2 separate regions of the Mus musculus genome follow, and region 1 is linked to region 2. The links are chromatin contacts, found by Hi-C in ENCODE. All regions are on one chromosome and are shown on one strand. Each heading gives the region's core, a stretch centred on a gene start or an enhancer-like site at or near the end of the contact. The rest is flanking DNA. Distances are from core to core; before and after follow the strand shown. Region 1 holds the start of Ifi47 (interferon gamma inducible protein 47). Region 2 holds the start of 9930111J21Rik2 (RIKEN cDNA 9930111J21 gene 2).

Region 1 (3,066 bases), core at 106-2,605, 36 kb before region 2:
ACCTGTTGCCAAAACACCCCCAAAGGACCTGCCAGCCATTTCTGGGTCACTAGCCCTACCAGCGGTGAGCCTCCCATGCAAGCCAGCCAGAGCCACCACCTGCACAGCAGCCCGGAAGATAAGCGGGCAGGCGGTGAAGTTTGAGATGGACATTTAAGGGACCATAGGACGCAGTGATGTTTCTGGGGCCCCTTGGGCCCTTGGGAAAAGAGCCACAGCAGTCAGGCCTTGTACCAGGCAGACACTGGGTGTGGATCGGCCACCCAGTCCTGCTCTTCACTCAGGGCACGTGCTCTGCCTTCCATTTTGTGAACACCAGCACATACCACCTTGTGCCTCTGTTGATAACCGAGCTGCTACTGCAGGGGAATGACTCTCACCCATACCCTCCCTGCATCGAGTGCCAGCAAGTGGACACAGAGGAGTCTGTCAGAATGATCCAGCAATTCTAGCCCTAGCCTCCGGTGCACACCCACCTTTCCTTAGGTTGGGGTAACTGAGAAAACCACCCTTTAACTTCTTTTCCTGAGAGGAAATAAAAGCCACATTTACCCTAGGCCCACAGCTGGACCCTATCTAGAAAAAAAAAAAAGTAAATACAGATGAGACTTTTTAAAAAGGGAGGGGAGGGAGGAAGGAAGGAAGGAAGGAAGGAAGGAAGGAAGGAAGGAAGGAAAGAGAGAGAAAGAAAGGAAGGAAGGAAGGAAGGAAGGAAGGAAGGAAGGAAGGAAGGAGAGAAAGAAAGAAAGAAAGAAAGAAAGAAAGAAAGAAAGAAAGAAAGAAAGAAAGAAAGAGAAAAGAAAAGAGAGAAGGGAAGGGAAGGGAAGGGAAGGGAAGGGAAGGGAAGGGAAGGGAAGGGAAGGGAAGGGAAGGGAAGGGAAGGGAAGGGAAGGGAACGAAAGGAAAGGAAAGGAAGGGAAGGAAAGGAAAGGAAAGAAAAGAAAGCAAAGCTGGCAGGGTTATGCCATACTCTCTGGTGGTGAGATCCGGCCACATTACAGTGAGCATGGTACGTTTCCTATGAGAGTCACCCATAAAGACTCTGCTCAGTCCAAACTTACTCAGAACTCTCACAGAACAACTGGCACCAAAAGGCAGTTCCAGACCCATGACTCCTATCTGTGATAGACCGGTGACATGACCTGCTGCCTATCCAAGCCAGCTCTGCCCTCTTCCCACAAAGCCAAAACCTAGGTCACACCAGGTGCAAAGGCTTTTCGCACTCACCAGATCCAAGAAGTAGAAAATACCGGGTCTGTTTCTCACTGCAGCCCACAGCACAGCCACCACCAACGGCACGGGTCTGCCCTCCTTCAGGAAAGTCTGAAGCAATGAGCCCTAGCAGAGAGAAAAAAATGAAAGATATATTTGCAGGAAACAAAAGTGAAACTAAAGCTCTTTCTTTGTTTCCCCTGCAGCATAAACATTTCCAGGAAAAAGAAAAGGACTTTAACTTGGTCAGAGAATGAAAGAAGCCTGGAAGATTCAAGGCCAGGAAGACATTTCCACTTGGCCTGTGAAGGGTCACTCGGCCAAGACATCAGGGGAATGAGTTCTCTGAAGCCAAAGGATTCCTGGGGACAAGGATGAAAGAGATGAGGGGTTTTCCAAAGACGCCAGTGAATGACTGAAACACACTGCCCATCGGGAAGGACTGTGCCATGCGTCTGCCTCCTTGTCCTTCTCAGGAACACTGTGGCTGACTAACCTCATTTCAGCCCCAAGGCACCCATGAACCTGGGGTCTCACAGGATCCAGAGCCACCAAGACAACTCAGGAAAGAGAGTAATGGAGTCTTCCTAGTTTCCTTTCTCATTTTATCTACCTCAGGATTCCCTCATGAGAGCGTAGTCTGGCACAAAGTGAAGACAGGTTTTCCAAAAACATCATTTGATGCAATGAGATAATCCCTCACAGGTTTTGTTGGTTTTAACGTTTATCACCATGGAGGAAAGACATTTGCTGCCATGTTGGGAAAAGAAGCTGTTGCTGACATGTTCTGTCCTTGGTGAAGTCTGTCTCTGAACATGGATGGTTTGGGTTATATTGACAGTGTTTCTGCATAATTTTTTGTTTTGTTTTGTTTTGGTTTGGTTTTTGTTGTTGTTGTTGTTGTTTTGTATTTTTGAGACAGGGTTTCTCTGTATAGCCCTGGCTGTCCTGGAACTTACTTTGTAGACCAGGCTGGCCTCGAACTCAGAAATCTTCCTGCCTCTGCTTCCCGAGTGCTGGGATTAAAGGCATGTACCACCACGCCCGGAGTTTCTGCGTAATTTTAACACATGTAATCAGATATGAAGAACAGATTACATGCTCCTGTTAATTAAAATGGTGTCTTTTTTTTCCAGCTCTGTGTGATTTGAGTTTATTCTCCATTTGAATGGCTGGGTGAGTGCAGAGAGTGGGAGGTTGATACCGTCCATGGTCTATGGGTCCGATTTTTGATTATCTGAAGGCACACAGTGACTCTGTCTCCTTCTGTACACAGACGTTCACATGCTTAGTGGATTCTTGTATGAGAACCAAGTACATCTCTTTCTTGGTTTCTATATGAGAGCCAAAATTTAGTTCTGAACATTGAAATCTTGAGGTATAGTGCCTGGCTTCCAGATAACTGAAGCCGTGACTCAATTATATGGCAATGTGTCACAGATTCACCATGAAGATACTCTGAGGTATGAAAAGGGGAGAAAGGGCACCATCTCTCTTTATCACTATGAGAGCATTCCTCAGCATCATGGGGCTCCCACGGTACAGTGGGACAAGAGAAGGGTGAATGAGCTGGAAGTCTGAATGTCCAGGAGAAACCAGATCTGCTTAATTCAGAGCTAAGACACCTGCAATGTCCCTGAGAAGGACACTATGGGTCTCTCTTTAGTTACAAAGCAAATGGTGAGTGACCACATCATCCTAGGTCAAGGACAAAGCTGTGTGTTCATTCATGTGTACACATGCTGGACCCATACATGCGTGCATTTCTATGAGCTGGTATATGTGTCTATGTGTGTGATAGGTATGTGTTCCTATGTGACAGATGACCCAGTAGACATAGCCAGTCACAGAACT
Region 2 (3,405 bases), core at 582-3,081:
TTCTGCTCTAACCCTCTTCCAGGCAGCTCACTGGGTTTCTGCTTCTTCCAGGAAGCTGGTCTGGATGCTGAGTCTTCTCTGCAGCTCAGCTTCATTAGTCTGAGAGGGACTCTCAGCTTTTATGGCTTACTCTGGTGGGAAGGTTCTAGTTAAACTAGTCAGTTTCAGTGCTTCTAGTTCTTCTTGTCCATACATGATCCCTCAGTGTGTGTGTGTTTCTCTGTCCCTCTCTGCATCTCTGACTTTCTCTGTCTCTCTCTGTCTCTGTCTCTCTTTCTGTCTCTCTGTCTACATCTCTGTCTCTGTCTCTCTCTCTCTCTTAAACACACACACACTTCCATCCTACTCTTCTCTACCCACCCCCTTTCTAGTAAAATCCTGCCAGTAGATGTTAGGGTTATGAACTGCAGAGCTGCCCTGAACCTCTGAGAGCTCCATGGCTCATCTTCCCTGTCCCTTGCTCACATTTGGATGAGAAGTGTTTTCTCCATTTTCACTGTAAGTACCAGTCTCTGATCCCACGCAGAAGTCCACTCTCTATTAAAATGACTCCAAGGTAGCATTAAATTGAAAGCCACTCTCACCAACCCCAGTCCTGGCCATACCAGACACAGACTTCCTAACCACAGAGGCACAGACTGTAGGGACAGGAGGCTAATCCAGAGCTATTCCTTGCACCAGCATATTCCTATGTGCTACTATGGGTCTGTGATCGTTCAGACAAATCACTAGTCTGACTGGAGTTTTGTTTTTATTAATTAGAAGTGTTTTATTAGGAAGAAGACTGACCAAGACCAAACCAAACAGAATTCTCTAAGTAATGTTCCAGCAATTGTTAGCCAAAGAATTATAGAGGGAAAAACCACAGTTATTATTTGGGGATCAAATTAACTCTAATCCTATCTGGGTGTGGGCAAGCTTTGATTCTGTAACAGACCTCGAGCAGGGCCCTCAGCCACTCAAGCAAGCAGTTCACACAACAACGAAGCTCAGCAGTTAGCTTGCCTCATCTTGTGACTCACTGGCCAGCTGACAAAGTAGAAAGTGGAAGCAACGTTTTCATAGCTTATACAGGTGAAAAATAATTTTAGTTTTTACAAAATCATGCACAGTGAACTTAACACATTAATCACAGTGATCACCATCTCCGTGGATTTTTCTACGAGTGGCTAGGGAGATAATCACGTGGTAAGTAACATCTTTCAAAGAGAAAGTTATGGATTGGACACCAGAATCCACGTAAAAGTCAGGCATAGTGGAGTGAGTTTGTAATTCCAGCACTGAGCAAGGAGAGGGGCAGAACCCTGAAGCTCACCTGTCAGCCACCCTTGCCTAATCGGTGAAGTGAGTCAGTGAGTGTGTCTGTCCCCAAATAAGGAGCATGATGTCAGAGAAATGACAGCATCTACACATACATTTCCACCTACACACAAACACACACACACACAGAGAAAGAGAAAGACAGAGAGAGAGAAACAAGGAGACAGGGAGTGAGACAGAGAGACACAGAGAGAGAGAGAGAGACTGACAGAGAGAGAAAGAGAGAGAGAGAGGACAGAAAGAATGTCAACAGAATAAGCAAAGGACAGGGCTACAGCAAGCGTCTGCAATCACTGAACCATGGGCTCACTGGGTCTGAAAGTCAGTACTGACTCAGTAATAGATGACATCATCTGAAAAGAGGGTCTTGAGGTAGGGAAGCAGAATGGTGAGTGGTGCATGGGAGCGCTAACACGGGGCTAGGCTGCCAAAGTATTGGGTGGAGCACACAGGAAGCCCTGGAGTTGGCTAATTAAGTAGAGCTCCACCTCCCTCTCTGTGGAAGGATGTGAAACCTTTTCAGCCAACTCTGTAAACCAGAAACAGAGGTCTGGAAATAGAAACTAAATCTTACCCTCATTGCAGTCCCTCCCTTTAAGGACAAGGCAGGTAAGATTCAGATCTAGGAACTGCAGAACAAAGAGCAAAGTCTGTGGGAACTAAGATCTGGAAGGAAATATGAAAACATCTGCCTTTGCTTCCCATCTGTTCTTCTCTCCAGAGCACCAAGACACCAACACTGTGCATCGATCTGTTTCCTGAACATCCCAGCTTAGAGGATTCCAAAGAGAGCTACCCCAGTGACCTTGCTCCCAGAGAAGAAGGAGGTGACATCACAGGAGGGCCACTGGCATCACGGCTCAGGAACAGGTACCTGAAGGGTTCTAAGTGCAGCTGGACCAGAAATCGAGTGCTTACTTGTGGTATCAAAGATAGTCTCCTGGTAGCAGTGCAGAGGACCTTCGGTCATGGCTTATGTCACTCAGGGGTTGTTCACAGAAAGGCTCTTCTCTGTGTTCTGCACCAAAGAGCAGCCCCAACCCACCAGCAAGGCAGCAACAAACTTCCCTGTCACATGCACATCCTAAGCCTGTTGATCTTTTGATGCCAGCTTGAGCTTGGAGAAAGAGGGCAGCTTGTGTGACCAGATTCCTCACAGTCAATACGGGAACCTCTTTGGTGTAGGATACTTGTTGTTGTAGCTTTTTTGTTGTTGTTATTTTGGTTTTGGTTTTGGGTGAGACTGGATCACACAGTGTGCCTCTGACTGACCTAGAACCTGTAGACCAGGCTGGCCTCAATCTCAAGGAGATCCAGCTACCTCTGCTTCTCTGCTTCCTAGGGCTGAGATTAAAGGCATGCTCCACCACACCCAGCTATACTGGAGCTATTTTATTTATCCCCATGAGGATAAAATGCTATCCAGAACACCCACTGCTATTTCCTCTTCTAGAAGGGAACTGTGAGAAGCCTCTCTCTTCAAACTTCTCAGTTCCCCTTTTCAATGTAACCAGCACTCATGATACCTTAACTGTTTGGGGAAGGGGGGTTGAGGAGTCTTCATAAACAGCAAATCATGGGGAAGTAGCCCCCACTTCAGTCTGGGATTCCCATTGAATCTTCTTTAGCTTCTGGGAGCAGCTTCATTCACCCACTCAGGATACCTCTGTTCAAACTTTATTTTGTTTTTTAGGAACTTGAGAAAGGAGCATATTTCCTTATAGCTTGTTCATACATACGGTTTTTGGTTGGCCACACCACAGCCAGTCCTGTGCCACAGCTCTCTGGCTGTCCTCTGGGTTTGAAGCTCTCAGTTCCCATTATTCTTAAGTCCACTTGAATATCCCATATATGCTACTATCTAGCTCCCCCCCCCAAAGCTATTTTTATTCCTCTTATGGCCCTCCTTCCGGTTTCCTGGCCTCTGCAAACACTTCCTACAACATAAATATACATACCTAAAAATGAGAAGCTGAAATCCACATGTGAGTGAAAACATCAGGTTTGCCTTTCTGACATTGGGTGAACTCACTTAACATTTAGTAGTTCTGCCAGTTTGTCTGAAAATTATACACTTGCATTTAT

Evidence for each region. A loop is a pair of places that touch in the nucleus more often than their neighbours do.
Region 1: a map of T-helper 17 cell shows a loop between it and region 2 (4-fold over the local background). The contact joins the promoter of Ifi47 here to the promoter of 9930111J21Rik2 in region 2. A Hi-C loop is called at or near these places in 4 of 37 maps with a recorded cell type or tissue (T-helper 1 cell, T-helper 17 cell and regulatory T cell).

The regions. Positions count from the first base shown.
Region 1 is chr11:49,085,306-49,088,371 of GRCm38, reverse strand. It overlaps Ifi47 (interferon gamma inducible protein 47), which reads right to left and starts at 1,355. Exons shown (of 2, transcript NM_008330.2): 1 at 1,228-1,355. It also overlaps the pseudogene Gm12188.
Region 2 is chr11:49,049,668-49,053,072 of GRCm38, reverse strand. It overlaps 9930111J21Rik2 (RIKEN cDNA 9930111J21 gene 2), which reads left to right and starts at 1,831. Exons shown (of 3, transcript NM_173434.1): 1 at 1,831-1,925; 2 at 2,042-2,190.